2 separate regions of the Homo sapiens genome follow, and region 1 is linked to region 2. Evidence: read pairs that join two places in POLR2A ChIA-PET (ENCODE). Cell type or tissue: PC-3. All regions are shown on one strand. Links, peaks and the distances in the headings refer to the core of each region. The heading gives the core; the rest is flanking DNA.

Evidence for each region. ChIA-PET counts read pairs that join two places held together with the same protein. Peaks named below come from ENCODE experiments on the same cell type or tissue, not always from the same donor. Only the 100,000 strongest peaks of a DNase experiment are listed, where the experiment ranks them.
Region 1: POLR2A ChIA-PET joins it to region 2 with 9 read pairs; 8 of 35 experiments call an interaction of 5 or more read pairs at or near these places.

What each region holds. Positions count from the first base shown.
Region 1 is chr16:30,846,862-30,862,555 of GRCh38, forward strand. It overlaps a transcript of BCL7C not described here. Among named protein-coding and RNA genes, the nearest start is that of MIR4519, 21 kb to the right of the region's middle. In PC-3, for the core only: no CTCF peak of the experiment used is centred there; DNase peaks (open chromatin) are centred at 7,060 and 10,160; H3K27ac peaks cover 1,487 bases.
Region 2 is chr16:30,766,151-30,781,844 of GRCh38, forward strand. It overlaps RNF40 (ring finger protein 40), which reads left to right. Exons shown (of 20, transcript NM_014771.4): 9 at 13-132; 10 at 229-408; 11 at 591-726; 12 at 1,744-1,865; 13 at 1,953-2,380; 14 at 2,469-2,586; 15 at 2,688-2,837; 16 at 3,036-3,248; 17 at 3,325-3,450; 18 at 5,683-5,823; 19 at 5,939-6,040; 20 at 7,788-10,157. The coding sequence ends at 7,964. ZNF629 (zinc finger protein 629) reads right to left here. Exons shown (of 3, transcript NM_001080417.3): 3 at 12,306-15,694. The coding sequence ends at 15,568. Among named protein-coding and RNA genes, the nearest start is that of RNF40, 12 kb to the left of the region's middle. RefSeq lists silencers at 3,097-3,293, 9,690-9,769 and enhancers at 8,415-9,093, 9,094-9,770, 10,100-10,209. In PC-3, for the core only: no CTCF peak of the experiment used is centred there; a DNase peak (open chromatin) is centred at 9,341; H3K4me3 peaks cover 1,397 bases; H3K27ac peaks cover 989 bases.

The sequences.
Region 1 (15,694 bases), core at 3,155-11,154, 79 kb after region 2:
CTAGTGACGCTGTCACGTGATGGTGGTGAAGTGCCTACTGAAGCACATGCCTTGGGAACCCAAATGGCTGCTATTCTTGACTACAGTGACAGCAGTAATGACCAAGGAGCAAGGACTGTGGTGTGCGATGGATTCTTTTCAGTACAGTCGAGTTATTACAAAGAGAAAATGGCAAGCTCAGGTCTATTCACTCTCAGCTCAAGTCACAGTCTGAGAATCAGAATGCTTCCATGACAAGCCTAAAACAATCTCTGACTTGTGTAGACCCAGGGCTGATATTGCTGAAAGTCAAACACATAATTTAATTGTGTGGTTTGCTGAAAAGTAATGAGTTGAATTTGCAGTCTCATCAAATTTGTCATGCAAAAACTAGGGCACTAATTGGGAAATAATAGGATCCAGAAATTTGGAATGGTGAATCTGGTTGGACCCAGATGAAGCCAACAATATTGAACTCCTATGTCATTCAGAGTCTCCCTTGTGAGTGGAAGTAGCCTGATGTCCACAGTCTGAAGAGACTCACTTTCCTGTCTGAAAAGGCTGTGATAACCTCACCTGGGCAAATGCCTTGAAAGTGGATGCTCATACCCTCAAAATCCACCACAACCTATCTGTTGCCAGTAGGTCTTTAATAGGGTCAAATCTCATCATGGGCCAGGCACAGTGGCTCACACCTGTAATCTCAGCACTGTGGGAGACCAAGGCGGGTGGATCACCTAAGGTCAGGAGTTCAAGACCAGCCTGTCCAACATGGTGAAACCCTGTTGCTACTAAAAACACAAAAATTAGCCGGGCATGATGGTGCACACCTGTAATCCCAGCTACTCAGGAGGCTGAGGCAGGAAAGTCGCTTGAACCCGGGAGGCGGAGGTTGCCAAGAGCCGAGATTGTGCCATTGCACTCCAGCCTGGGCAACAGAATGAGACTCTATCTTGAAAAAAAACAAAAACAAAAACAAAAAAAATCTCACCATGTTTCAGGGGGACAGATACACACTGAGACCCAGGAGAAAATGACCCAGCTTACACACTAAAATAATTGCAGGACATTGTTGATACGTTAGCAGAAAACTAGGGTGTATGGGAAGATGGGTGCTAAGGATGTTAGACCAGTGAGGGGAGAATGTGATACTAGATAAGGCCAAATTCATTGATGTGGGTGCATGTGCTAGAGACTCCAGATGTAATGTGTTAGCTTGTGTACCTGAATTTGGCTGTAAGAGACTACTTGGCTGGTTGACTGGAATTTGGACTTCATGGTGGCCTACCACTATTAAGTGGTTAGTGAAATGAGATGCCAGATCTTTCCTGGTAATCACAAGGAAGAGAGAATCCAAAGGCTTAGCATGATAGACTGCGTTTATCATGTGTACTCTATCAACTCTATTTTATGAGAGGACCCAGAAGGCACTCCTTTTGCTAGGGCATTGAAGGGAGCAGGTGTATCTTTGAGAAGTTCTCTGGTTGCTGTCCTTTGTAGGCCAAGTAAGGCTGCAGGAAATGCACCATTGAGGTGGGCCCTCTGATCTTGGGATATGAAGGGACCCTGACAAGTTAGATACATCAACTGTAAAGGGCAGCAGAGACCACCAGGCAATCTAATTTCTTGGCTTGCAGAGGTCTTGGCAGTAGCTAATGGATTATAGTGTCCCTAGGAACAAAGTAGATGGGCAGTGTACTCCAATATTTCTTGGTCTGTTTCCTTGTTGATCATCTGTTCTATCCATTATTGAAAGTAGGGTATTGAGGCCAGGTGCGGTGACTCACACCTGTAATCCCAGCACTTTGGGAGGCCGAGGCCAGCAGATCGCCTGAGGTCAGGAGTTCAAGACCAGCCTGGCCAACATGGTGAAACTCCATCTCTACTAAAAATACAAAAAAATTCTAGCTGAGTGTGGTGGCACATGCCTGTAATCCCGGCTACTCAGGAGGCTGAGGCAGGAGAATCACTTGAACCCAAGGCAGAGGTTGCAGTGAGCCAAGATTGTGCCATTGCATTCCAGCCTGGGTGACAAAGTGAGACTCCATCACAAAAAAAAAAAAAAGGCTGGGCGCGGTGGTTCATGCCTGTAATCCCAGCACTTTGAGAGGCCGAGGCGGGTGGATCACGAGGTCAAGAGATTGAGACCATCCTGGCTAACACGGTGAAACCCTGTCTCTACTAAAAATACAAAAAATTAACCAGGCGTGGTGGTGGGCGCCTGTAGTCCCAGCTACTCGGGAGGCTGAGACAGAAGAATGGTGTGAACCCAGGAGGCGGAGTTTTCAGTGAGCCGAGATTGAGCCACTGCACTCCAGCCTGGGGGACAGAGCAAGACTCCGTCTCAAAAAAAAAAAAAGAAAAAGAAAAAGTAGAGTATTGAAATCTCTGCCTAATATTGTTGAATTGCTTATTTCTCCCTTCAGTTCTATCAGTTTTTGCTTCATGTATTTTGGGGCTCTGTTGTTAGATGCATGTATGTTTTCAATTATTATGGCTTCCTGATGGATTGACCCCTTTATCATTATAAAATGTCTTTTGTATCTAGTAACAATTTTTGTCTTAAATTCTGGTTTGTCTGATATATATATTAGCATAGCCACTCCACATCCCCGTTTTTTGTTTTTTTGAGACTGAGTTTAGCTCTATTGCCCAGGCTGGATTGCAGTAGCACGATCTCAACTCACTGCAACCCCGGCATCCTGGGTTCAAGCATTTCCTGTGCCTCAGCCTCTCAAGTAGCTGGGATTACAGGCTCCTGCCACCTGCCTGGCTAATTTTTATATTTTTAGTAGAGACGAGGTTTCACCATGTTGGCCAGGCTGGTCTTGAACTCCTGACCTTGGGCAATCTGCCTGCCTCGGCCTCCCAAAGTGTTGGGATTATAGGCATGAGCCCCTGTGCCTGGCCTCCTTTTTTCTTTTTTTTTTTTTTGGAGTCAGGGTCTTTCTGTCACTCAGGCTGGAATGAATGGTACGATCGCAGCTCACTGCAGCCTCCACCATGCCTAGCTAACTTTTGTATTTTTTATTGTAGAGATGGGTTTTGCCATGTTGCCCAGGCTGGTCTCAAACTTCTGGGCTGAAGAAATATGCCTTCCAGGCTGGGCGTGGTGGCTCACACCTTTGGGAGGCCAAGGTGGGCAGATCACAAGGTCAGGAGATCAAGACCATCCTGGCTAACACAGTGAAACCCCATCTCTACTAAAAATACAAAAAAATCAGCTGGGCATGGTGGCAGGCACCTGTAGTCCCAGCTACTCAGGAGGCTGAGGCAGAAGAATGGCGTGAACCCAGGAGGCAGAGCTTGCAGTGAGCCGAGATCGCATCACTGCACTCCAGCCTGGGTGACTGAGCGAGACTCCATCTCAAAAAAAAAAAAAAAAAAGAAAAGAAAAGAAAAAAAGAAATATGCCTTCCAAATTGCTGGGATTACAGGCATGAGCCACCACACCCAGCAAACACATCTCTTATAGTTACTTTTGCATGGCATATCTTGTTATATCCTTTTACTTACAAACTATTTATCTTTGAGTATAAAGGCACTATATACAGTCATGTGTTGCTTAACAATGGGGATACATTCTGAGAAATGTGTCATGGGCGATTTTGTCATTGTGCAGACATCATGGAATGTAGTTACACAAACCTAGATGGTATAACCTGCTACTACAAATCTAGACTATATCATATAGACTATTGCTCCTAGCCTACAGATCTGTACAGCATGTTACTGTCCTGAATACTGTAGGTGATATATATATAATACTGTAACATGATGGTAAGTATTTGTGTATTTAAACACACAGAAAAGGTACAGTAAAAATACAGCATAAAAGATAAAATGATATGCCACACTGGTATACCACGGTATGCCATGGTAAGTACCAGGGCACTTACCAGAATGGAGCCTACAGGACTGGAAGTTGCCCTAGATGAGTTAGTAAGTCAGTAGTGAGTGAATGTGAAGGCCTGGGACATTATGGTACACCACTGTAGGCTTTATGAACACTGTATATATAGGCTACACTAAATTTACAAAAAAGATTTTTTCTGCAGTAATAAATTAATTTTAGCTAAGTGCAACTTTTGGTGCAAATGTAATTGCGGTTTCGCACCATGAATTTTAAATCACTATAACCAGGCTCAAACACATATTTATTAATCAAAATAGGAACCAGTACAAACAACACATTTTTTCCAATAAGAAATAAGTTTGTTTATTCCTGTAGCGTAAAAATCTGTGCTTCGGGATTCAGCGAACTCTTGGAAAGCATTTTCTGCATCCTACTGGTTCGTTTTCCCTGCAAAACTGCTGGGATGCTTGAAGAAGTGGTAGTCAGTTGGCAAGAGGTCAGGTGAATATGGTGGATGAGGCAAAATTTCATAGCCCAATTCGTTCAACATTTTTTTTTTTTTGAAATGAAGTCTCACTCTGTCGCCCAGGCTGGAGTGCAGTGGCACAATCTTGGCTCATCGCAACCTCCACCTTCCGGGTTCAAGCAGTTCTCTTGCCTCAGCCTCTCGAGTAGCTGGGATTACAGGCGCCAGCTACCATACCCAGCTAATTTTTGTATTTTTAGTAGAGACAGGTTTCACCATGTTGGCCAGGCTGTTCTCGAACTCCTGACCTCAAGTGATCCGTCCACCTTGGCCTCCCAAAATGTTGGGATTACAGGCGTGAGCCACCGCACCCGGCCTCAATATTTGAAGCGCTGGTTATGCGATGTGTGGTTGTTGTCATGGAGAATAACTGGGCCCTTTCTGTTGAGCAGTGCCACAGCAGGCCTTGCAGTTTTTGGTGCATCTCATCGATTTGCTGAGCATACTTCTCAGATGTAATGGTTTCACTGGGATTCAGAAAGTTGCAGTGGATCAGACCAGCAGCAGACCACCAAACAGTGACCGTGACCTTTTTTTGGTGCAAGGTTGGCTTTGGGAAGTACTTTAGAGCTGCTTCTCAGTACAGCCACAGAGCTGGTTGTTGCCGGTTGTCATATAAAATCGACTTTTTGTCACACATCACAATCTGATCAAGAAATGGTTCGTTGTTGTTGCATAGAATAAGAGAAGATGACACTTCAAAATGACGATTTTTTTAATTTTTGGTAAGGTCATGAGGCACCCACTTATTGAGCTTTTTCACCTTTCCAATTTGCTTCAAATGCCAGACGGCCATAGAATGGTCGATGGTTGAGTTCTTGGGCAACTTCTTGTGTAGTTTTAACAGGATCAGCTTCAATGAGAGCTTTCAGTTGGTCATTGTCAACTTCCGATGGCCAGACACTATGCTTCTCATCTTCAAGGCTCTTGTCTTCTTTGCAAAACTTCTTGAACCACCACTGTACTATATGTTCATTAGCAGTTCCTGGGCCAAGTGTGTTGTTGATGTTGCGAAGTGTCTCCACTGCTTTATGACCCATTTTTAACTCGAATAAGAAAATCGCTTGAATTTGCTTTTTGTCTAACATCATTTCCATAGTCTAAAATAAACGTAAAATAAACAGCAGTAATGAGTCATTAAAAAAATAAAGTGAGAAATGACCATTAAAATGATGTATAGCATAACCACATTTATTTAAGAATGTATTCCAAAATCAAATGGCAAATTTCAACAATTACTTTTGCACTCACTTAGTAACTTTATAACTTTTTTTTTTTTTTTTTTTTGAGATGGAGTCCTGCTTTGGCGCCCAGGTTGGAGTGCAGTATTGTGATCTCGGCTCACGGCAACCTCTGCCTCCCGGGTTCAAGTGATTCTTCTGCCTCAGCCTCCTGAGTAGCTGGGATTACAGGCGCATGCCACCAGGCCTGGCTAATTTTTGTATTTTTAGTAGAGACGGGGTTTCACCATATTGGTCGGGCTGGTCTCAAACTCCTGACCTCAGGTGATCCACCCGCCTTGGCCTCCCAAAGTGCTGAAATTACATGCATGAGCCACCTCACCCAGCCAAACTTTTAAATTTTTTAAACTTACTCTTTTGTCAATAAGCTCATTAATAAATGTTATTACACTTAGCTTAAAGTACACATTGTACAGCTGTACAAAAATATTTCCTTTCTTTATATCCTTATTCCAGAAGCTTTTTCTATTTTATTTTATTTATTTTTTGATACGGAGTTTTGCTCTTGTTGCCCAGGCTGGAGTGCAAATGGCATGATCACGGCTCACCGCACCCTCCGCCTCCTGTGTTCAAGCGATTCTCCTGTCTCTGCCTCCCGAGTAGCTGGGATTACAGACATGCGCCACCACGCCCAGCTAATTTTGTATTTTTTTCAGTAGAGACGGGGTTTCTCCATGTTGGTCAGGCTGGTCTCGAACTCCTGACCTCAAGTGATCCACCCACCTCAGCCTCCCAAAGTGCTGGGATTACAGGCATGAGCCACTGCACCCGGCCAACTTTTTCTATTTTAAAAAGTATATTTTTCAATATTTTAAACTTTTTTGTTAAAAACTAAGACACACATACACACACACACACCAGCCTAGGCCTACACTAGTCAAGATCATCGAGATCACTGTCTTCCACTTCCACATCGTGCCCCACTGGAAGGTCTTCAGAGGCAATAACACGCATGGAGCTGTCATCTCCTATGATAACACATTCTTCTGGAATCCCTCCTGTAGGACCTGCCTGAGGCTCTTCTTGAGGCACTATCACTCTTTCAAAAAATGTCCATGGAGGTTTGCTTGGCTTCTTTCTTTCTTTTATTTTAATCATACATTTGCTTGTAAACAGATAATGCACCATGAACATATCTCTATTAATGAAAACCGTTCAGTATGGGGGTCCGTGTTTTCAACGTTTTAAGGAGTTTGTTGAGGTCTGCAGCAGCTTCTGCTAAACCCTTCACTGTGAATTTTCTTCTGGGTTTTTCTTCTCCTGCAGTTTCTTTTTTCTCTTGCCTCTTCTTCAGCTATGTATTCCTGTTCCAGTTCCAACAGCTCCTTATTAGTCAATTCCTCAAGAATTACCTCTAGGCGCTCTACCATGTCATCCTCATCCACACCCAGGTTAAAATTATTTGCCACCTCAACCACAGCTTTATTGATTTTTGAAACCTCCTCATCCTTGACAAATACTTTTAAGTCATGGACCAACCTTTTGAGTGTCTTCCTCCAGATGGCATTCATACCGCATGGTGACATCACCCCAAGTCTAAGCAGGGTTCTTGATGAAGTCACAGATGTGTTGCAATCCTTCCAGAATTGTCTCAGTGGCTTCTCAGTGTCTTCCTCAGCTGCAGCAATCACCTGGGCAAAGGTCTCCTCAGGTAATAGGCCTTAAAAGCTGCTATACCTCCATGATCCATTGGTTGAAACAAAGAGGTGGTGTTTGGAGGGGAAAACACCACTTAGATATTGGGATGAATATCACCAGTAAAAGGAGGATGTATGGGAGCCTTATCAACAATAAGCAAAATCTTGAAAAATATATTATTCTCCAAACAGTATTTCTGCATTTCTCTGGCAAAACAATTCAGGATTGCATCTTGGAAGAGGAGCTAGGTCATCCATGACTTCTTATTGCTCCTGTAGTACACTGGCCATGTGTGCTTACTGATGTGCTTCAAGGCCCTGTGGTTCTCACTGTGCCAGATCACAGAGGGTTTCAATTTGTAGCCTACAACATTGTCCCCCAAGGAAGACTGTTATCCTGTTCTTCAAAGCGTTGAAACCTGGCATTGACTTGGCCTCCTTATGGATGAAAGTTCTCTTAGGCATCCATTTTCAGAATAGGGAAGTTTCATCCATATTGAAGATTTTCTCTGGCAAATAATTTTCCTGCACAATCAGCTTATCTACAGTTTCCAAAAATTCTTCAGCTGCCTTCACATCAGCACTCACAGACTCACCACTCACTTTCTTTTTTTTTTTTTTTCTGAGAAACAGTCTCGCTCTGTCACCCAGGCTGGAGTGCAGTGGCATGATCTCAGCTTACTGCAACCTCCGTCTCCCAGAGCGATTCTCCTGCCTCAACCTCCTGAGTGCCTGGGATTACAGGCACGTGCCAACATGCCTGGCTAATGTATTTTTAGTAGAGACAGGGTTTCGCCACGTTGGTTAGGCTGGTCATGAATTCCTGACCTCAAGTGATCCGCCTGCCTTGGCCTTCCAAAGTGCTGGGATTACAGGCGTGAGCCACCATGCCCAACCTCACCACTCACTTTTACGTTATGTAATTAATAACATAATTAATCCTTTAAACCACTCAGAGCTAGCAATAATTCAGCATAATAGTTGGGTCCAGCCGTTTCTTTCAATGTCGCACACAGACTTTTTGTTTTGGCTGAGATCATCATGGTGCTGAGAGAGCTATGCTTCTGTGTCTAGTCTTCAATCCAGGTCATCAGAAGTTTCTCCACATCTGATATAGGCCACCCTTCTCAAATAAATTTATTTATTTATTTATTTTGAGATGGAGTCTCCCTCTGTTGCTCAAGCTGGAGTGCAGTGACATGATCTCGGCTCACTGCAAGCTCTACCTCCTGGGTTCAAGCGATTTGTCTGCCTTAGCCTCCTGAGTAGCTGGGATTACAGGCGTGTGCCCACCACCACACCCGGCTAATTTTTGTATTTTTCATAGAGATGGGGTTTCACCACATTGGCCAGGCTGGTCTTGAACTCCTGACCTCCAGTGATCCATCCACCTCAGCCTCCCAAAGTGCTGGGATTATAGGCATGAGCCACTGCACCTGGCCCTGCCCTTCTCAAATTTTTATGAGTCTCATTGCCTTCAATGAAGCAGATCCTTTAATAGCTTCTGTCACTTTGTTCTTGTTCTTTAAGATCATTGCTACGGACGGGGCATGGTGGCTCATGTCTGTAATCCCAACAGTTTAGGAGGCTAAGGCAAGAGGATCGCTTGAGCCCAGAAGTTTGAGACCAGCCTGGGCAACATAGCGAGCCCCTGTCTCTATTTAAAAAGAAAAGAAAGGGCTGGGCGTGGTGGCTCATGCCTGTAATCCCAGCACTTTGGGAGGCTGAGGCAGGTGGATCACCTGAGGTCGGGAGTTCAAGACTAGCCTGACCAACATGGAAAAACCCCGTCTCTACTAAAAATACAAAATTAGCCAGGTGTGGTGGTGCAGGCGCCTGTAATCCCAGCTACTCAGGAGTCTGATGCAGGAAAATCGCTTGAACCCAGGAGGCGGAGGTTGCATTGAGCCAAGATTGCACCATTGCACTCCAGCCTGGGCGACAAAGCAAGACTCCATCTAAAAAAAAAAAAAAAAAAAAGAAGAAAGTTATAAATAAAACTTTCTATTTTTTTGCATGTCTCATCATTTTTGGTTGAAAGTGACATTTTAAAAACCAAAGTCGGGTGCAGTGGCTCATGCCTGTAATCCCAGCACTTTGGGAGGCTGAGGCGGGCGGATCACGAGGTCAGGAGATTGAGACCATCCTGGCTAACACAGTGAAACCCCGTCTCTACTAAAAATACAAAAAATGAGCTGAGCATGGTGGCGGGCACCTGTAGTCCCAGCTACTCAGGAGGCTGAGGCAGGAGAATCACTTGAACCCAGGAGGCAGAAGTTGCAGTGAGTCAAGATCACACCACTCTACTCCAGTCTGGGCGACACAGTGAGACTCCGTCTAAAAAAAAAAAAAAAAAAAAAGTGTGGCAGCTCTGAAAATTAGATTCCCCTCCTCCCTAGGCTTTGTTATTGTCACTGTACGTTGTTGCTGCTATTTGTTATGTGAATCCCTAGACTAATTCAGTCGCATCTGTATTCTACGTTGTGCAGCCACTGAAGTCTGCTCTGTTAGAGCAGTTAGCCCAGTTAGCTTAGTTGTCAGCTAATGATTGGACAGAGATTTTCTTAAATGCCTTTCACAAATGACTCCCAGCTTTTCCGAGGGGCTCTATGTGTGTGTCTCAGTGTTCCAAAGACAGTGTATAGCACTGCTCTAACCTTCCCTTGCTGCCGGCCGGCACAGAGCCACAAGGTCAGCTAGAGGTGAGAGCGTAGGGACTTCTCAGGTCTTTTCTCTGTATGTTCACAGCCCTAGACATGCTGGTGACCTAGGAATTCCTAAGAATATGTCAGAGCTTTGCTCTCTATTGGATATGGCATGGTTTTCTTTCCTTTTAAGTTTTTTTGTCAGCCTCTTATATCTCCAACTGGTATTACCACCCCAGGCACTTGTGATGTTAAACAGTTGTCACTGCCTGTTTTTGTTTGTTTTCAACAAATGCCCTAGGGACATGGCTGTTAGTAAAGGAAAAGTCCTGAGTCAGGTCAAATAAAGATAAACCCTGAGGGCTGGGCACGGTGGCTTATGCCTGTAATCCCAGCACTTTGGGAGGCCGAGGCGGGCAGATCACATGAGGTCAGGAGTTCAAGACCAGCCTGGCCAACATGGTGAAACCCCACCTGTATTAAAAATACAAAATTAGCTAGGCACGGTGGTGCATGCCTGTAGTCCCAGCTACCCGGGAGGCTGAGGCAGGAGAATCACTAGAACTCAGGAGGCAGAGGCTGCAGTGAGCCAAGATTGTGCCACTGTACTCCAGCCTGGGTGACAGAGCGAGACTCCATCTCAAAAAAAAAAAAAAAAAAAAGATAAACCCTGAGAATAGAGCTTTTCAAGGAGTCAGCGGATAGGTCAAATAATGACACTTCTCTGGAAACAGAGCTTTTGTTGAGGTTCAAACCTGTTCTGCCCCTCTAATGGCTGCTAGGCTATTGGTTCTCACAGGTCTCTTAGTTGTGAGGCTCTTAGTTACCAAGATTGCTGTGGACCAAGGGAGAGAAGAATGGGAGCAGAGCAAGTTAAAACACCACAAAACTCACTCTCCTTACTAGGATTCAGCTGTTTTTTCTTGAAAAACCATGCCTTGGAGGCCGGGCGTGGTGGCTCATGCCTGTAATCCCAGCACTTTGGGAGGCCAAGGCGGGTGGATCACCTGAGGTCAGGAGTTAGAGACCAGCCTGGCCGACATGATGAAACCCCATCTCTACTAATAATACAAAAATTAGCTGGGTGTGGTTGTGCACGCCTGTAATCCCAGCTACTCGGGAGGCTGAGGCAGGAGAATCACTTGGACCTAAGAGGTGGAGGTTGCAGTGAGCCGAGATTGTGCCATTGCATTCCAGCCTGAGTGACAAGAGCGAAACTCCAACTCCAAAAAAAAAAAAAAAAAGAAAGAAAGAAAGAAAAGCCATGCCTTGGATTGTAATAGCTAGCCTTTGGTTAATTTATAGAGTTCTGAAAAAGCTGATTTGGGCAATTTTTGCCAGTGTTCTCATTGCTTTTATGGGGGAATGGATTTTTGGAAGTCTTTAGTCTGCCATTGCAGAGTATTTCTCTCCTGCTTCCTTTATACACTAGGAGAAACCCTAGGTCTGGTAGCCAAGATCCTGACTCCATTGCCACAGTGAAGAGTCCCAGCCTCTCATTCCTTTCCAGACCTAAGTCATTAGCGGACCCAGAGCTCCTTGATTGAAGGAGATAACCAGTACCCTGGAGGAAGGTCCTTGCAGCATAAATCTTCCTTCAAGCCTTTCCGAAGTGACCTATGGCCACTCACCAGGGTGTCTGTGCCTTGGGGAGAGGGAATATCCAGGCTCCTTAGGGATTACTAGACATGGGCTCTAAGTTTATGCTTATTCCTAGGGACCCAAAACGCCAGTGTGCTCCACCAGTCAAAATAAGGGCTTAAGGGGGTCAGGGGACAGATGGAATCTTAATTCCAGGCCTCCTCAGTGGGCCCCAGTGGTTCACAGACCCATCCTGTGGTTACTTCCTCAATGCCAGGAAAAACCTAGAATAGACATATTTGGTAGTTGGCACAGTCATTAATGAGACACTCGGAGATACTGGAAGAAATCCTATCACATGTCAGAAATTCAAGAGAAGGAGCCCTGCAATTACATGTGAAACTGAAGGGCTGATCCAGAAGACCAACAACCAAACAACAGGAGCCCCAAAAGAAGAGAACGGGAACAGTGGAGTGGGAAATTTGAGTCTGAAGAGTAAAATGACTCGCATGACTAAAGATAAGCATCTAGACATAGCCTGATAAAATCCCTGAGTCCCAGAAATAGAAAAAACACCCTATAAGCTTCCAGACAAAAAGATTAGGTTACTTATAAGGGAACGAGAATCCTCTAAGGGTGCCCATCTACAATACTACAAGCCAGGAGATAGTAGAATACAGATTGCTAAGAGAAAAGGAATGTGACCAAAGATCAAAACCAACCAGTGTAATTGCCTGATCAAGGCAAAAGAAAGACATTTTCTGGCTTACAAGATTCAGTGCATATATCACCTACATGCCCTCTGAGGGATTTCCTTAAGAAAATTCTTTCAGTAGTGGTTACAAATTCACGATAATGACAGATGAAGAGGTAAGGTAGCAGAGTTAGCAATGAATTATGCAATACAGAGAAAGAGTTCAGCTTAGACGGTGGAGGATAGACTGGGAATTTGTGCATCAAGTGTTTAGAGACTGTTTTGCAGAAGTGAGTAATGAAAATCCTAATAACAGTCCCACCATGGTGGTTTACACCTGAAATCCCAGCACTTTGGGATGCTGAGCTAGGAGGATCATTTGAGGCTAGCAGTTCAAGACCAGCCTGGGCAACATAGCAAGACCCTGTCTCTGTCAGGCCTCTGAGCCCAAGCTAAGCCATCACATCCCCTGTGACCTGCATGTATACATCCAGATGGCCTGAAGCAACTGAAGATCCACAAAAGAAGTGAAAATAGCCTTAACTGATGACGTTCCACCATTGTGATTTGTTCCTGCCCCACTCTAACTGATACGATATATTCTCCCCCCTCCCCACCTTTAAGAAGGTACTTTGTAATATTCTCCCCTGCCCTTAAGAAGGTACTTTGTAATATTCTCCCTGCCCTTGAGAATGTACTTTGTACACCTATCCCAAACCCATAAGAACTAATGATAATCCCACCACCCTTTGCTGATTCTGTTTTCGGACTCTGCCAACCTGCACCCAGGTGAAATAAACAGCCTTGTTGCTCACACAAAGCCTGTTTGGTGGTCTCTTCACACAAATGCACATGACATTTGGTGCCGAAACCTGGGACAGGAGGACTCCTTCGGGAGACCAGTCCCCTGTCCTTGCCCTCACTCCGTGAGGAGATCCACCTACGACCTTGGGTCCTCAGACCAACCAGCCCAAGGAACATCTCACCAATTTTAAATTGGGTAAGCGGTCTTTTCACTCTCTTCTCCAGCCTCTCTTGCTACCCTTCAATCTCCCTCTCTCGCTACCCTTCAATCTCCCTGTCCTTCCAATTCCAGGTCTTTTTCCTCTCTAGTAGAGACAAAGGAGACACATTTTATCCGTGGACCCAAAACTCCAGTGCCGGTCACGGACTCGGGAAGACAGTCTTCCCTTGGTGTTTAATCATTGCGGGGACACCTGCCTGATTATTCACCCCACATTTCATTGGTGTCTGATCACCGCGGGGATGTCTGCCTTGGTCATTCACCCACATTCCCTTGGTGGCAAGTCAACTGTGGGGACGCCTGCTTTGGCTGCTCACCCACATTGCAGCCCAGGGCTGCTCACCACCACTCCATGTCTCTACCTTTCTCTTTAAACTTACCTCCTTTGCGATGGGCAAGCTTCCGCCCTCCATTCCCCTTTCTTCTCCTTTAGCCTGTGTTCTCAAAAACTTAAAACCTCTTCAACTCACACCTGACCTAAAACCTAAACACCTTATTTTCTTCTGCAATACAGCTTGACCCCAATACAAACTCGACAATGGTTCCAAATAGCCAGAAAATGTCACTTTCAACTTCTCCATCCTACAAGATCTAGATAATGCTTGTTGTAAAATGGGCAAATGGTCTGAGGTGGCTGACATCTAGGCATTCTTTTACACATCAGTCCCTCCCTAGTCTCTGCTCCCAATGTGACTCGTCCCAAATCTTTCCTCTTTCTCTCCTGTCTGTTCCTTCAGTCTCCACCCCAAGCTCTGAGTCCTCTGAATCCTCCTTTTCTATGAACCTATCTGACCTCTCCCCTCCTTCCCAGGCTGCTCCTTGTCAGGCCAAGCCAAGTCCCAATTCTCCCTCAGCCTCCGCTCCCTGACCCTATAATCCTTCTATCACCTCCCCTCCTCACACCCGGTCCGGCTTACAGTTTTTTTCCGCGACTAGCCCTCCCCCATCTGCCCAACAATTTCCTCTTAGAGAGGTGGCTGGAGCTGAAGGTAGAGTCAAGGTTAATGCTCCTTCTTCTTTTTCTGACCTCTCCCAAATCAGTTAGCGTTTAGGCTCTTTTTCATTAAATATAAAAACCCAGCCCAGTCCATGGCCCGTTTGGCAATAACCCTTAGACGCTCTACCGCCCTTTACTCGACATTAGAAAAAGCTCCAAAAATTAGATTCTGGCCGTCAAACCCTACAACAGGACTTAATTAACCTTGCCTTCAAGGTATACAATAATAGAGTAGAGGCAGCCAAGTAGCAACATATTTCTGAGTTGCAACTCCTTGCCTCCACTGTGAGAGAAACCCCAGCCATATCTCCAGCACACAAGAACTTCCAAACGCCTGAACTGCTGCAGCCAGGCGTTCCTCCAGGACCTCCTCCCCCAGGATCTTGCTTCAAGTGCCAGAAATCTGGCCACTGGGCCAAGGAATGCCCACAGCCCGGGATTCCTCCTAAGCCGTGTCCCATCTGTGTGGGATCCTACTGGAAATTAGACTGTCCAACTCGCCCAGCAGCCACTGCCAGAGACCCTGCAACTCTGGCCCAAGGCTCTCTGACTGACTCCTTCCCAGATCTTCCCGGCTTAGTGGCTGAAGACTGATGCTGCCTGATTGCCTCGGAAGCCTCCTGGACCATCACAGACGCTTTGGGTAACTCTTACAGTGGAGGGTAACTCCGTCCCCTTCTTAATCAATATGGAGGCTACCCACTCCACATTACCTTCTTTTCAAGGGACTGTTTCCGTAACTGTTGTGGGTATTCACGACCAGGCTTCTAAACCTCTTAAAACTCCCCAATTCTGGTGCCAACTTGGACAACATGCTTTTTTTTTTTTTTTTTTTTTTTTGAGACGGAGTTTCGCTCTGTCACCCAGGCTGGAGTGCAGTGGCGTGATCTCAGGTCAATGCAAGCTCCGCCTCCTGGGTTCATGCCATTCTCCTGCCTCAGCCTCCCAAGTAGCTGGGACTACAGGCACTGGCTAATTTTTTGTATTTTTAGTAGCGACAGGGTTTAACTGTGGTCTCAATCTCCAACCTCGTGATCCGCTGCCTCGGCCTCCCAAAGTGCTGGGATTACAGGTGTGAGCCACCGCGCCCGGCCTGGACAACATTCTTTTATGCACTCCTTTTTAGTTATCCCCACCTGCCCAGCTCCCTTATTAGGTCGAGACATTTTAACCAAATTATTTGCTTCCCTGACTATTTCTGGGCTACAGCCACACCTCAATACCTCCCTCCACAACCCATTATTCTGTTATGGATCTCAAACATGCTTCCTTTACTATTCCTTTGCACCCTTCATCCCAGCCTCTCTTCGCTTTCACTTGGATTGACCCTGACACTCATCAGTCTCAGCAACTTACCTGGGCTGTATTGCCGCAAGGCTGCAGGGACGGCCCTCATTACTTCAGTCAAGCCCTTTCTCATTATTTACTTTCTTTCTGTCCATCTGCTTCTCACCTTATTCAATATTGTAACGACCTTCTACTTTGTAGTTCCCCCTACAAATCCTCCCAACAGG
Region 2 (15,694 bases), core at 5,208-13,207:
CCCACTCCTTAGTTTGAGATGCTGAATGCAGAGTTAGAGGAAAACCAGGAACTGGCCAACAGCCGTATGGCAGAGCTGGAGAAACTGCAGGCCGAACTTCAGGGGGCTGTGCGGACCAATGAGCGCCTCAAGGTGGGCTGCTGTAGGGGCTGAGAGGTCCTGGGCCTGTAAGGGAGGGACTGAGCCCTGAATCCTGTTGCTGATCCCATTTGGGCATCCCTGCCCCAGGTGGCCCTGCGGAGCCTTCCTGAGGAGGTAGTGCGGGAGACGGGGGAGTACCGCATGCTGCAGGCCCAATTCTCACTGCTCTACAACGAGTCTCTGCAAGTGAAGACCCAGCTAGACGAGGCTCGGGGCCTGCTGCTGGCCACAAAGAACTCCCACCTGCGACACATCGAGCACATGGAGGTATGGCCCTGGAACAGGCGTTAGGGCTGGGCTAAGGGCCAAACCGTTAGTGTTGACGTGTTTGTGCCTTCCGAGGCCCTGTGTGCCAGCCAGGGGTCCCTGGGGAATAGATTCTTCCTAAGATACTGAGTCCTGAGGTGGGACCGAGGGGCTGTGTGGGTCCTTAACACATCAACCCACAGAGCGACGAGCTGGGGCTGCAGAAGAAGCTACGCACAGAGGTCATTCAGCTGGAGGACACGCTGGCCCAGGTACGCAAGGAGTATGAGATGCTGCGCATCGAGTTTGAGCAGAATCTGGCGGCCAACGAGCAGGCGGGTATGTGGTGAGGATAGGGCGGAGGTGGGGCCTTATCTGGGAGTGCTGGGCCCTGGTGTGGGGCTGCTGCTTATCCAGATGCAAGAGGCTAAGGCCTTTTTTTTCACAGAGCCTCGGCTTCCTATGCAAAACAGGGCCTGCACTGCTTGGCTCCCAGGCACAGTGAGGGTCCGCCAGCTGGGGTGGCTGATGGAGCAGGCACATGCAGAGTCTGAGCTGTCAGCCCTGTCCTCATTCTTCTGGTCTGATGACGTCTCTGTCTCTCAGATACTTGTGTTACAAAGATTTATCAAATGCCACCTCTGAGCCAGGCTCTGTTCTAGGGTTTGGGGTTATGCCAGTGAACAAAACAGAATTCCTGCCATGTGGAGCAACATTCTGATAGAAGACAGACTAGAGGAAGACGAACTAGTAGAAGAAAAATGGAAAATGTGTTAGCTCTTGACAGATAGGAAAGTAAAGCAGAAAAGGAAGATAGGAAGTATCAGGAGAAAGGGTGTTGCAATTTTGAATAGGAGGCCAGGGAAATGTACTGGGAAGGTGATATTTAAGAATCTAGAAGAAGTTAACTAACTTTTGTGAATGTTACAGTTACCTTCTCTATTAAAGGGAATTGGATGTATAAAAAAAAAAAAGAAAAAACCTAGGCCAGGTGTGGTGATTCATGTCTGTAATCCCAGCACTTTCGGAGGCCAAGGTGGGAGGATCACTTGAGGCCAGGAATTTGAGACCAGCCAGGGCAACAAAGTGAGACACTGTTTCTATTTAAAAAAAAAACAAAAAACCCCACATATTCTATATTAGCAAAAATCGTATGAATAGGCAGTGTCAAGTTAATTTTGGGTGAGTTTCCTTGAAGTCAGCATTATTTACTTTGATGAGTTCATGCTCCGTTGAGGCCGCAATGTTCCCCTCCTGCACAGTGGGAGTGATGGCATAGCCTCTTACCCCACTGAGGGGTTGGAGTCCTAACCCAGGAACTGGTTCTGACACCTTTACTTGCTGATGCTCCTCCAGGGCCCATCAACCGTGAGATGCGCCACCTGATTAGTAGTCTTCAAAACCACAACCACCAGCTAAAAGGGGACGCCCAGCGATACAAGCGGAAGCTTCGAGAAGTACAAGCTGAGATTGGCAAGGTGAGAAGGGGCCTGCCTGGGAAAAGGTTTGGCTAGACTCCAGTGAACACCATCTGACTTCATCCCTCTTCCTCTCTGCCTTTGCAGCTCCGGGCCCAGGCCAGTGGCTCTGCCCACTCCACCCCCAACCTGGGCCACCCAGAGGATTCTGGCGTCAGTGCCCCAGCCCCAGGGAAAGAGGAGGGTGGGCCAGGCCCTGTCAGTACCCCCGACAACAGAAAGGAGATGGCTCCAGTGCCTGGCACCACCACTACTACCACTTCAGTGAAGAAGGAGGAGCTGGTCCCCTCTGAAGAGGACTTCCAGGGTATAACCCCTGGGGCCCAGGGCCCTTCCTCCCGGGGCCGAGAACCTGAGGCCAGGCCCAAGCGGGAGCTTCGGGAACGGGAAGGTCCCAGCCTAGGACCTCCACCTGTAGCCTCCGCTCTCTCAAGGGCTGATCGGGAGAAGGCCAAGGTGGAAGAAACCAAGCGGAAGGAATCAGAACTCCTCAAGGGTCTCCGAGCAGAGCTCAAGTGAGGCTCTGTTCCTGTCTCCTTCCTGACCCTGCCAGGTGGCCTCCAGTCCCACTCACTAAGACTTCCTCCTGTACCTTCTTGCCAGGAAGGCCCAGGAGAGCCAGAAGGAGATGAAACTGCTGCTGGATATGTACAAGTCAGCGCCCAAGGAGCAGCGGGATAAGGTGCAGCTCATGGCAGCGGAACGCAAGGCTAAGGCCGAGGTGAGGGCAGCTGGGGCTTGTGGGGCATTCAGAAAGGCAGAGCAGAGTCCTAGCTCAGCAGGAAGCAGTGTCAAGAGAGTTTCTTCTTCCCTGTGCTATAGGTTGATGAGCTGCGGAGCCGCATCCGGGAATTGGAGGAGAGGGATCGAAGGGAGAGCAAGAAGATCGCGGATGAGGATGCCCTGCGGCGCATTCGGCAGGCAGAGGAGCAGATAGAACACCTGCAGCGCAAGCTGGGTGCCACCAAGCAGGTGCGGCCCATGTGGTGCCCTCGCGTCGGAGCGCAGGGAGTTCCCTTCATACCCTGTTTGGTGCCTCTAGTGCCTGCAGGACCTTGATGATCTGGGTCCCCTCTGTAGTTCTTTGCTTCGCTGCGTTTTCCCATGGTTCCCCCACAGCCATCCTGTCCACTTCCCACGTTCCATCTTGTCTCTGCCCACTTGCTGCAGGAGGAGGAGGCTCTGCTCTCAGAGATGGATGTGACAGGTCAGGCTTTTGAGGACATGCAGGAACAGAACGGGCGGCTGCTACAGCAGTTGCGGGAAAAGGATGATGCCAACTTTAAGCTAATGTCAGAGCGGATCAAGGCCAACCAGATTCACAAGCTGCTGCGGGAGGAGAAGGATGAGTTGGGCGAGCAGGTCCTTGGCCTCAAGTCCCAGGTATGGCCGCCGCCAGCTTGCAGACTGGAGCTGGAGAGGTGGGGGTCATGGCCCTGAGTCCTCCTCTGGTCCTTAGGTGGATGCCCAGCTGCTGACTGTGCAGAAGCTAGAGGAGAAGGAGCGAGCCTTGCAGGGCAGCCTCGGGGGTGTGGAGAAGGAGCTGACGCTGCGCAGCCAAGCCCTGGAGCTCAACAAGCGGAAGGTGAGGCTGGGCCAGGGGGACACACAGCTTGGGCTGCTGGCTCACCTCCTCACCTTCCGGTTCTGCTCAGAGCACCCGATGCAATAGCCTGAGGTGAAGCCAGGCTGTCACAGAACAGCTCACACATATTGAACATTTACATGTGCCAGACCACATGCTGAGTACTTGACATGCTTGGTCACATTTCAGTCTCACTAATCCTATCAAGATGGTGTTTACGGGCGTGGTGGCTCACGTCTGTGATCCCAACACTTTGGGAAACAGAGGCGGGAGGTTTGCTTGAGGCCAGGAGTTGGAGACCAGCCTGGGCAACATAGTGAGACCCCATCTCTACAAAAAAATTTTAAAATTAGCTGGGTGTGCTGGTGCACGCCTGTAGTCCCAGCTTCTCGAGCAGGCTGACAGGTGAGAGGATCACTTGAACCCAGGAGGTTGAGGCTGCAGTGAGCTATGATCGCACTGCACTGCAGTCTGGGTGACAAGAGCGAGACTCTGTCCCTAGGGAAAAAAAACAAAAGATTTTTGAGTTGGAGTCTTGTTCTGTCGCCCGGGCTGGAGTGCAGTGGTGCGATCTCGGCTCACTGCAACCTCCGCCTCCCAGGTTCAAGCAACTCTCCCAACCTCAGCCTCTCAAGTAGCTGGGATTACAGGCGCGCACCACCACGCCTGGCTAATTTTTGTATTTTTTTTTAGTAGAGACAGGGTTTCGCCATGTTGACCAGGCTGGTATCGAACTCCTGACCTTGTGATCCACCCACATTGGCCTCCCAAAGTGCTGGGGTTACAGCGTGAGCCACTGCACCTGGCTGGATTTTGTTTTTAGCCTCGTTTTATAAATAAGGAAACTGAGGCTCAGGGAGGTGGATTGTTCTGCTCAAGAGGGAGTGGCCCTAATATTTGGGTCCAAGCCTCCTTGACTCCAGGCTCTACCTTCTAACCACTCGCTGGTGAACTGTAAAGTGGGGATGATGTTCTTTGTCACATAGTTGTATTAAATAGAAGAAATGTCTAGCTTTGGCTAAAGGCTTAAGATTAACATTGATTTCCATTTCCTCTGAAGCTGTTTTCTTCTCCAGTTAGTTCATTCATTTAAGCAGTATGTTTGTGGTTTTTTTGTTGTTGTTTTTTTTAGACGGAGTCTAGCTCTGTTGCCCAGGCTGGAGTACAGTGGCTCGGTCTCAGTTCACTGCAACCTCCGCCTCCCAGGTTCAAGCGATTCTTCTGCCTTAGTGTCCCGAGTAGCTGGGACTACAGGAGCCTGCCACCTCGCCCAGCTAATTTTTGTATTTTTAGTAGAGACGGGGTTTCACTGTGTTTGCCAGGCTGGTCTCAAACTCCTGACATCGTGATTTGCCCGCCTTGGCCTCCCAAAGTGTTGGGATTACAAGTGTGAGCCACTGTGCTTGGCCCATTTAAGCAGCATATTTTACATCCCTGCTATGTACTAGGCCTTGCGCTGATTGCTGTGGAGACATTGGGAACAAGAAGGTCCCTGCCTTCCAGTCAAAGCTGGAACTTCAGGTCTTGGCAGGCAGAGCAGGCCAGTAATCCCCCAAATAAAATAGTGCATGTCACAGTAAGCCTTGTGCAGGAATCTGAGGTGCTGTCAAAGAAAAATAGGGGAGCCTTTTAGGAGGTGACACTTGAGCTGAGGCCCAGGGGAGCTGCATGTGTGGTGGGGAAGTTGAGGGGAGCAGAGAGGAGAGCCTTGTGAAAGCTCAAAAACCAGACAGCAGGCCAGGCGTGGTGGCTCACGACTGTAATCCCAGCACTTTGGGAGGCCGAGGCGGGCAGATCATGAGGTCAGGAGATCTAGACCATCCTGGCTAACACGGTGAAACCCCATCTCTACTAAAAATACAAAAAATTAGCTGGGTGTGGTGGTGGGCGCCTATAGTCCCAGCTACTCGGGAGGCTGAGGCAGGAGAATGGTGTGAACCCAGGAGTCGGAGGTTGCAGTGAGCTGAGATCGTGTCACTGGACTCCAGCGTGGGGGACAGAGTAAGACTCCGTCTCAAAAAAACAAAAAACAAAGAAACCCCAAAAAACAGCATCACACGGGAGGAACTGGAGAGGGAGAACAGGAGGGGAGGGCTTAGGGCTCAGGAGGCAGGAGCAGCTCCAGGGCAGGTGTCACTGGGGCCCTGGACAGAAGCATTGGTGGGCCGTGACTCCACATGCCTGAGTCACCAGGCTCAGACCAGTGCCTCCTTCCTGTTCCACCCTACTCAGGCTGTAGAAGCCGCCCAGCTGGCCGAGGACCTGAAGGTGCAGCTGGAGCACGTGCAGACTCGGCTGCGGGAGATCCAGCCCTGCCTGGCAGAGAGCCGGGCTGCTCGTGAGAAAGAGAGCTTCAACCTCAAGAGGGCTCAGGTGTGTGCAGGGGTGAGGGGCCAGGCCAGGGTGGTCCACGGTCACGGACCTATCCTGGGGGCAAGCGGCTCAAGGTTGAGGACCCTTGCCCTTAGCCAGGCCTCTCCTGCCCCAGGAGGACATCTCACGGCTGCGGCGCAAGCTGGAAAAGCAGAGGAAGGTGGAGGTCTACGCAGATGCCGACGAAATCCTCCAGGAGGAGATCAAGGAGTACAAGGTGGGGCTGTGGGCCAAGTTGTGCCCTATCCACCTGAGAATTGTAGATGCAGGATTGCTGAGACTAGTGGAGAGTCTGGGGACCCTGGAAGTAATGTAGGGCAGCAGAAAGTGGGCAGCACAGTGGTCACAGAGTCAAATGCTGTTTGCTGTACATGTACTGTGAGCCAGGCACAGTGCTTGGCTGGGTGTGGGTTGGGAGGCTAGGAACTGGCCCTGGTCTCTGACTTCTTGAAACTGACAGTCAGGGGAGGAGGCAGCCAAGTAATTCTCTCATCCCAGATGTGTAATATGATGGCAGAGGCCAGAGGGGCTGAGGGGACTCAGGGGAGGCCCTTCCCCTGGCCCTGGGGTCAGCAGGCTTCCTGGAGTGAATGTCACCACAGCAGACCTGAAGAATAGGCCAGACGTGGCTGTGAGGAACGGGAGTGAGTAGCTTTAGGCAAAGGGAACAGCAGATGTGGACGCTTGAGCGGAGGGGTTGCTGGGACAGCACCGGAGGTTGTAATCAGAGGAGCCAATGTGGAGAGGTTGGGCCGTGTCACCTCCTGAAGAGTGCGGTACGCCAGGTTGAGACCTCAAAGGGTTTTAAACAGGAGAGTGATGTGGTTAGATTTGTTGTTGGTTTTGGGCTGGAAGAGGTAGACTGGAGGCAGGGAAATTGTTAAGGTATTGCAGTCACTGAGGCAGAAACCAGAGTAGATGGGTTCAGGAGACATTTCAGAGGCAGAATTGCTTGGACTCGGGGGTGGATCGAATGCATGGAGTGAGGGAAAGGGAACACTTGGAGGACTCCTGGTTTCCTGGTTTGAGAAACTAGGTGGATAGTTAGTACCATTTAGGGGGTTAGGAGGCCTGCGGGGGAGCAGGTTCTATGGGATGGTGTCAAAGGATGCTGAGAAGGTGCCTGTGGGACCCCTTTGGGAGGCTGGGAAGGTGCTCAAGGCAAAAGGGCCGGGCTGGAGAACAGGCTTGGGGAATGTCAGTAGAGGCAGAGGTGGAAGCCACATATGACTTGGTCATCCCTTGGAAGCAGTTGAGCCTTGAAGGGCAGAGGCAGCTGGAGGCAGCCATGGGGTAGAGGCAGGCTTGGGAGCCTGTTCAGTGCTGGTGTGTAGGGTCCTGGGAGACAGGAGTGATGGCAGGGAGGCTGCTGAGGCGGCAGGCTGGGCTGGGATTTTAGCAGGCTGGAGGAGCACTGTTGGGGGATGCTGAGTTGAGTCAATCCATGTCTGGAGTTGGAGGTGAGACCCTCCTGGTGGCGGAAGAGAGGTCTCAGGCTAAGAAGGGACCCACGGCAGGGTCTCTGGCCAGTGTCGAGGCTGGGCCCAGTTGAGGGTAGAGAGAACAGATTTCTAGTTGCATTGCCATTCCAGCTGTGACTTAGCAAGTGCAGGTGAAGAGGTAGACAAGATTGGGATTTCACCAGAGGCGGCCAGTGGGGCAGGAGATGAAGCCCCAAGGCAGAGTCCAGGCTGGGCCTGTGGGTCCTTGTCCTTTTGAGGGGACACATGATAGCCATCACTGCCCAGTGATGAATCCGGACTCTGCTGATTTCTAGTGTTGAGACCTTGGCCTCTGCACCTCAGTTTGCTCATTCATAGAGTGCTCGTCCTTACCTCCAGGGTTATGGGAGGATGAGGTGCAGTCTCCAGTGTGGTGGGCTTGGCCTGGACTCCTCCTGCTGTCAGCTTGGGGTCTGGGCACTGTCAGAGTTGTTCCCAAGCTGATGCCTTTGCCTGGCCCAGGCGCGGTTGACCTGCCCCTGCTGTAACACCCGCAAGAAGGATGCAGTCCTTACCAAGTGCTTCCACGTTTTCTGCTTCGAGTGCGTGCGGGGCCGCTATGAGGCCCGCCAGAGGAAGTGCCCCAAGTGCAACGCGGCCTTTGGTGCCCACGACTTCCATCGTATCTACATCAGCTGAACCTGAAACTCAGGGGACTCTGGAACACCATGGACCCTGGGGGCTGTGCCCCCATCTCCTCCCCACCCCAGGTCTAGTGGCCCCACCCTCCATTCCGGACCCCATGGGCCCAGCCCCTGCCCATCTAGTTGGTTTGGGGACCCTGGTGCATGCTAGTGGGCATGGGATCAGCCAAGCTTCGTTCCATCTTTTCCTAAAGGTCAGAGCTGCAGCCTAGGGGGCACTGCCCTACAGAAAAGGTCTGCCTGAGAGGCCTGAGGAGCCCAGAGCACTTGACTGAGCTTCCCGGAAACTGGCCCTAACCTGTCTGTCTCCGTGGATGCATCCTAACCCTAAGGAAAATTCCCCAGGCTGTGATCTACCCTAGAGAAGGCTCGCTCCCTGCCTACTGGCTCACAAATGAGGACCAGTGAGCCATGTCCTTGTTCCTTGTTTGAGACTGGGCTGCAGGCCCCAGGAAGACTTTCCTTCACCCACCATCCCCCTAACCTCGGCAGGGCTTCTGTCCTGTGGAGTTCCCTGGACACCTTGGTCTGGCTCTTGTGCCAAGGGCTGAAGGAGGTACCCTCTTGGCAGATGGGGGCATCACTTGCTTCCTTTGGGAAGCTCTAAGGTTGCTGCAGTCACCTTCCTCATCTTGCAGGTGCTGAACCAACATCATCAGTTTCTATTCTAATCAGGCCCCTTCCCAATCTCCATTTCTCTGCCAAGCCCATTTACCCCCACCTCATGCATCCCAAGGCTCTACTGGGTCCCTGGACCTAACCCTGCTTTCATCCTGGTGGCCTTAACTACAGTGGAGGTGGAACTTCCCAGGAGGGGAAGGGACAGACCAGCCCCAGCCGCTGGGCCAACTTCCAATCATTCCAGCTAGAAGAGCTTCCCCCTGACACCCTGTGACTGAGCCTGTGTCCTGTCTGCCTGCCCAGCCATGCTCCATCGGCTGTGAGGGCAGTGCCCGGAGAGGCCAGAGGGTTGGAGCTGCAGGGACCCGTTTGGACCCACAGCCTCTGTTCTAGAGATGCTTGTATAGGCTGTTAATTGTGATGAATAAACGTTCAACCCTCGGCCTGCAGCCAGAGTAGCCAGGCCGCGCACCCCAAATGTAGTCCCCCGATTTTAGCTGCAGCAGCTGAGCAGCACTTTGCTGGCTTGGTGTGAGCCTGGGAGGGCTCAGACTTAACGGCCGGCAGGGATCCCGGACTGGGCCTGAAGGGGAGAGCGTGGTGGTCGTCGCGGAGCCGCCTGTCCTGCTCCCACCGACCCCGGTCTGACCACGTCCTTGGCTGTCATGGCCGGGGGATGCCGGGACTCCTCGGGCTGCATCCTGGGAAGTGTAGTTCCTGGTCCGCACATGGTTAGGAGGTTCTCGGAGAGAGAGCTAGTTTCCCGGTTGCGCTGGCCAAAGGCCGGCCTGAACTGGATCCTGCGGACCGCTTCTCAGCGGCTTCACCCCCACACCACTCGAATGCACAGATCGGGACACCTCAGCTGGGTGACTTCCCTCGTTGCAATCGGCCTCGGGAGCGGTGCGGCGTGTACCGAGCGGCGCCCCTGGGCTCAGCGCGCTGCAGGCGCCCCGGGCGGATCCTTCACCGAGGCAGGACTGGGGCTGGCGCCAGAGCCGGTGCGGAGCGGTGTTGGTTCAGGCGCTGGCGACAGTGCTATGGCCACGGCAGGGGCCGCGTGCGTCTCAGCGGTGGCGCCTTCGGACCCTATTGGCGCCCGGGACTTAAGCGGGGCCGCCGCTGCTGGACCAGGACGAACTGGAGAAGGAGACGCGGGCCGCCACGGTGACCTCGGGCGTAGGGCCGGCGGCGGCGGGCACGCTGGTGGAAGCGCGGGCCGCGGCAGGGGAGGACATCGGGCCGCAGAGAAAGTGCCGATGGCCTGGGGCAGCGGTGCGAGGGTGGGAAAAACGCAGGATATTGCATCATAGAGACGCGGCCACCTTCGCCCCTGGAGAGCGCCAGTCTCAGGAGCGCCGCACCGGTCACGGGTGGAGGTCAGCCAGGCCTCCGTAAGCGCGGTCCCCTTCCAGGAGTAGCCTTCGCCTGGGCTCTTGAGTAGATGCCAAGTAATTCCGCATCGTCTCTCTAGATATCTGCGCTAAAGGCCACCCGGTCTCCTTATCAGAGGGGCAAAACTCTCCTCGTGGGTCTTCATACCTAATAAAAGTCGGCATCAAACCACTTTTTCAAGGTCAAGTCCAAGGGAACGGGGTGAAGATCCCACAATGTCAGTGAGGCAGCAACCACTGATGTGGTGGCAGGAACCAAACCTTTTTTTTTTTTTTTTTTTTTTGAGACGGAGTCTCACTCTGTCTCCCAGGCTGGAGTGCAGTGGCACGATCTCGGCTCACTGCAACCTCTACTTCCCGGGTTCAAGCGATTCTCCTGCCTCAGTCTCCCGAGTAGCTGGGACTGCAGGCGTGCACCACTGCGCCCAGCTAATTTTTGTATTTTTAGAGACAGGGTTTCACCATGTTGGTCAGGCTGGTCTCAAACTCCTGACATCATGATCTGCCTGCCTCGGCCTCCCAAAGTGCTGGGATTACAGGCGTGAGCCACTGTGTCCGGCCAGGAACCAAACTCTTAATAAACATTTCCCATGAGGCTCCGGTGCCGGGAGGATTTGCCTTAATTTTTTGACTGCTTACCACCCCTAGTGGTCCCAGTGGCAGCGGTACCCTGGGCTGCTGCCCAGGGACTGGCAGACCAAAACTACTCCTGGGCCCACCCCGACCTTGGCTGTCTTCTTGGGAGTGAACAGATGTTGGCATCAGTGGTGGACATGCCCGTTTCAGCCAGACCTTGGGCACTGCCTGTGATTGGCCAGTGGGTTGCCTGATGTAGACCGCTGTCTTCTCAAAACTTCCCTTGCATCCGACGGTGCTACGCTGTCCTGTCCTGGTTTTTCTCATACTGTCTTCTGCTGGTCCTCTTCCTCCACCCCTAAACTAGACCTTCTACTTTGCCACTTTGTGTGTGTTTATTCATGGTTATGGCTATAGCTAAGCTGATAAGGACCTAACTGCTCCAGCCACTCCTCTTTCCTGAGCTCCAGACCTGGAGAATCACCACTGTTCTTGTGGAGAGAAGAGAGATCATGTCACTCTCAAATATCCCCAAGTGGTACCTTCCCCGAGCTCCTCCAGGGGCTCCACACTGTGGGCTCTGCTCTCTGCCTCTGTCTTCCCATAGTCCCCTCTCTGCTCTAAGCCCATACCCAACTGTTATGCACCCCTGTCCTCCATCCCACCCCCAGCCGATACACCTACTCTTGGGTCTTCTTGCAGCCCTCATCCTTCAGGTCACTTTCCCCGGAAAGCTTCCTGACCCTCCACTGTGGCAGGCACCATCTCTGGGTCCACAGCCCTTCTGCGAAATCTCTGAGGCAGTCACTGCCCTGTGTCTGCTCTTCTGCTGTAGTCACTTTCCTGCAGATTTCTCCAGCACTGGGACTCCTGATAGACCTCAGTGTCCCCAGGGCTTGGCACACAGAGAATGTAGAGTAGCCTTCATTACTTGCTTCTCCTCTCCTCCCACCCCCCTTTCCAGGTGGGGAAGGGAAGGAGACACTGAACCTGCCCTGGGTTGTGGTCAGAGGGGTACAGGAAAGGTGGGGAGACACTTTCTGGCTGGGGCAGGATTCCCCCAATCCCCCATGGCCAGGCCCAGGGCCCAGGAGACTGAGCACTGAGGCAGGCCTGAGATTGGGATGGAGTGGGCACAAAACATGCTTGAGTTCCTGGCCATTCTGGTTTCCTTCACGGACTTGCTGTGGATCTTGGGCAATTGGCTGCCCTTCTCTGAGCCTCGCCTCTCCACACAGTGAGGGCACAAGGGCTGACATCCTGGCAGTGATGACAAGCCAGGTCTCCACCCACCTCTCCCAGGGTCCCCAAGTGAACCAGGAGTGGTGGATGCCAGCTTCTGAAACTAGATCCTCAGAACTTCCCTGTGGCAGGTTGCGGGTATGGTGGTCAGAGAGGCCTCCCTGGGGCTGCACAGCTGGGCCTGAGCTGGCCAGCGCCAGAGCCACCAGGCGGCCACTCTGCAGTCCTGCTGGTGGGAAGGCCAGGCACCGATGAGAACAGCTTAGCTTGGCTGCCATCTCATCAGATTTATCCCTTTCCGCACCAAGGGACTGCAGCTTAAAACTTCATAAACTCTTCAGCTTCCCACAAGCCAGCAATGGATGGGGATTTTAGGGCCCCTGGGTGAAGGGTGGGCCTGGGGCTGGGCTGAGCTTTTGCAGTCACTCCTGGGCTCCGGCTTAAGGTGAGGCCACACTCTTTCAGCTCACTTTAGGCTGAAAGAAAAAACAAGAAACACCCAGGAAATCTTATTCCCTTTATTCTCTTCAACTAAGCAACATGACCACCAGTGACACAACACTGTTTTGGACACACAACACTCAAAAATGGGGCCTCTCTTCACTCCATGGGGACAAGTCCGGTGACTGGGGCTTCCCTAGTGAGGGCAAAGGAGTCTGGGAGCTGCTGACCTCAGGGCAGGTCATGGAACCCCACCTCTTGGCTGTGATGGCTTCAAGTTTCCCCACCATTCAGGATTCATGCCCAGTTCCAAGTTCCCATCTGACCTCCATGTCCATAGCAGTTTCAAGTTTCACTCTAAGCTCTCCCCTCTGCTTTCCCCACTGACTCCCTGACCCTATCTGTTGGGCTCCTCCCTCCACCAGGGCGTTTCTGAGGGGCCTGGGGCCTGCATGTGATTGGACAAGAGGGTTTGGCTGCACAGTGCCTTCCAGACTCAGTTGTGGTGAGCAAATGCTTTGACCCCTGGGCCTTCATCTGAGCCGATCTGAGCAACTCTAGCCACTGCCACCTCCCTGCTTCAATCCTCCCAAGACGTAGCTCACTCTGGGAGGGAAGCTCCTGGTTAAAGGAGCTTGGGGAGGTGGGCAAGAGAGAACACGCCACACCCCAGAGGTATCGAACCCTGCCCCTTTCCTACCGCAAGACGCCTGACCCTACGAACTGTGCGCTCACATCATCCATCCCGTACAAGAGCCAAGCCCCTTAGCCCTCACCCATCCCTACAACATGTGAGCATCCTACTAAATATGCTACACCCTAGTCCGAAACAGGCCTGCGCCGGCCTTCAGTCACACTGCCTGCCTCCCCCCAGACTGGCCTCTGAGCCCCAAAAGCTGCTCCCCAGGCCTCTTCTGGGAACAGATTCCTTAGGCCTGTTTTTGAGAGCATCTGCTTCTGGCTTTGCGAGAGGTTTGTCTTTACAACTTCAGTTTCTGCTACCATCTTGGGGAGGGGGACATCTCCTTAGACTTGGCAGACTTCTCATTCTTACAGGGCACCCCCTTCGTTGGCGTTCTGTTAGGAAGAGACCCACAGGCAGCACCCCCCTCAGTAGTGCTTCCCTTCCTGGCACTTGGATAGGCTGGGGCGTTATGCAGATGGCAACATGGTTCTCCGCACAATCCTGAGGCCTGCCTTCTCCCTCTCCCCAGCAGGCCTGGCGTTTTCCTCCCACAATGTTTGAGATTTTGATCCTTTTAAATGTGAGGGTCATCCTGCTGGGGCCAGGATAGACAAATGGCGAAGGATTTGCATAAAGGTTGTGTGAAACTTTAGGTCATGGAATTAGAGGTCTCTTCCACAGCTTTGCAAAAATCTGGGTCACCCCTCTCTTGAGACGTGACTCCTGACGGGCCCCACAGCTGGCATCTCAGTCCTCTTACTCCAGGACAGCGCATTACTGGGGTTGGCAAGCACTTCCTTTCTGACCCAGCGCTGAGCAGAGTCCTCTCCTTTTGAAGGGGTCTCCAGGATTAGGGAGTGGGAGTCTTGTTACAGATGTTTCATTCAAGAGTTTTCTGTCTTCCACCATCTCATAGGGCAACAGTCTCTCCCCAGCCACATATGCCCAGGCCTGTGAGCAGGCTTGGCTGTTTATGAATGTGTAACTGTGTGGTGTGGGAGGTGAGATGGGCCTGGCAAGGGAGGCTTTCTCATCCTTCTGTTTCCTTCTGAAGGTTTCTGGCTAAGGAGGAGAGGGGAGCCAAGTGAGTGGAATCCATCCCATCCATCTCAAGGCTGAGATTGGGCTGGATCTCACAACCCTGGAGGGCTCCAGGTACCAGGGTGAAGAGGGTGATACGGCCTCTGCGGACTCTTCAGGGACCTGTGGCTCAGTCTGTGGGGTGTCTGGATCCCCACCAGGGAGGAGGGCTGCCTTATCCTGCGGGGCAGCCTTGCTACCAACAAAGATGAATAGCTGAAGTTTAAAATCAAGTTGCTGGCTAATCAAAGCTTTCTAAGAAATTCTGTGGCCCTGATGACTTGGAGAAGGCTGGGGAGGCCCACACGCAGGCCCTAAGTCTCTGAAGGGCTTTATTCTTTGGAGGTCGACTAGCAGCGGTTCTCCCTCTCCACTGAGGACAGAATTTGAGGAAATGAGCTGCCACTGGCGGCAGTTAGATTTCAGGAAAAACCTCCTGAAGGTGAGACCTGAGAATGTGGTGGGAGGCAACCGCCATCCCTGGAGGCCTTGCAGAGTAGAAGTCCCTGGCTGGGCAGGGAGAAAGGGTGGTCCTGCCTGGTGTGGGGAGAACCCTTGCACTCTGAGAGCTGGGACCTGCCTGCTACTTGCAGTTTCGCAAGCTTCCGGAAGCAAGAAGGGGCCTGGAGTTAGCTGGGTTCCATGTGAGCAGTTTCCCCACCTTGGTTTGCTCCCCTCAAAGCAATCTAACAGAAACTGCCCCCTGCTTCCCCCTAATTTTTGTGGTGGTTTCTCAGTATTCTTATACTGACCATGTTTCTGCACCCCAAACTTCAGCCTTTAAAAAGGCTTGCCAATTTGTTTTTTCTTCCCCATTTTGGGGTTTTGATAAGGGATTCCATAGGCCTCTTTCCCTAAAACACACAATGCATCTAACATTGTCCTCAAACCCCAAGGACCCCAGTGCAGTGAGTGGGACCTTTTCTTCCTAGTCTCTGTCTTATCTCCTCTGGGGGCTCCAGAGCTCCTGGTCACTTATTTTTCTCCTATTTTCTTCCTTTTCAGTTCCACCCAGTTCCCACACCACTCCCCCAGCTGAGCATCTTCCTCCATGAGAACTGTCCAGGGCTGCTGGGAGAGAACATTGTGGAACAGTGAGGGAGAGGTGTTTTCTGCATCATCTGAGGGTCGTTACTCCCGGGTCAGTGCCATTGCGGTACTTCCCCGACCCTATAGGATTTTCCTAAGGATTTTGATACAATTTTATAGGGTTGTTCAGAGACATATTGGGACCTCTTCCTACAATTAATAGGGCTTTTATCCACTATGGTTTATAGGGTTTTTCTGCTACAGACTTAAAGGGCTTTTTTTTTTCCTACATATTTATAGGGTTTCTAACCCAACAGTTTTTCTCTACTGCCTTATAAGTGCTTCCCACCAACAATTTTATAGGGTTTCTCATCACTGATGTAAAAGCACTATTTTTTCCCAGGGTTCTTTCTCCTCCACTCCACTACCATCTGATAGGGTTATCCTCCCTTCCCCATGTAATTTTTTTGGGGGAAAAAATCCAGTGTTCCTCTCTGGAGAGAGCGAGGCCCCTGGTCTCCAGACCCATTTCACAGGGAGACACCTGGGTGGCAGCTCCTATGGAGCAGGAGGGCTGCGACTTCTGTGAAGCCGGCTCCACACTCGGGGCACAGATAGGGCTTTTCTTCCACTAGGGTTTTGGGGTTTTGCCCTTCC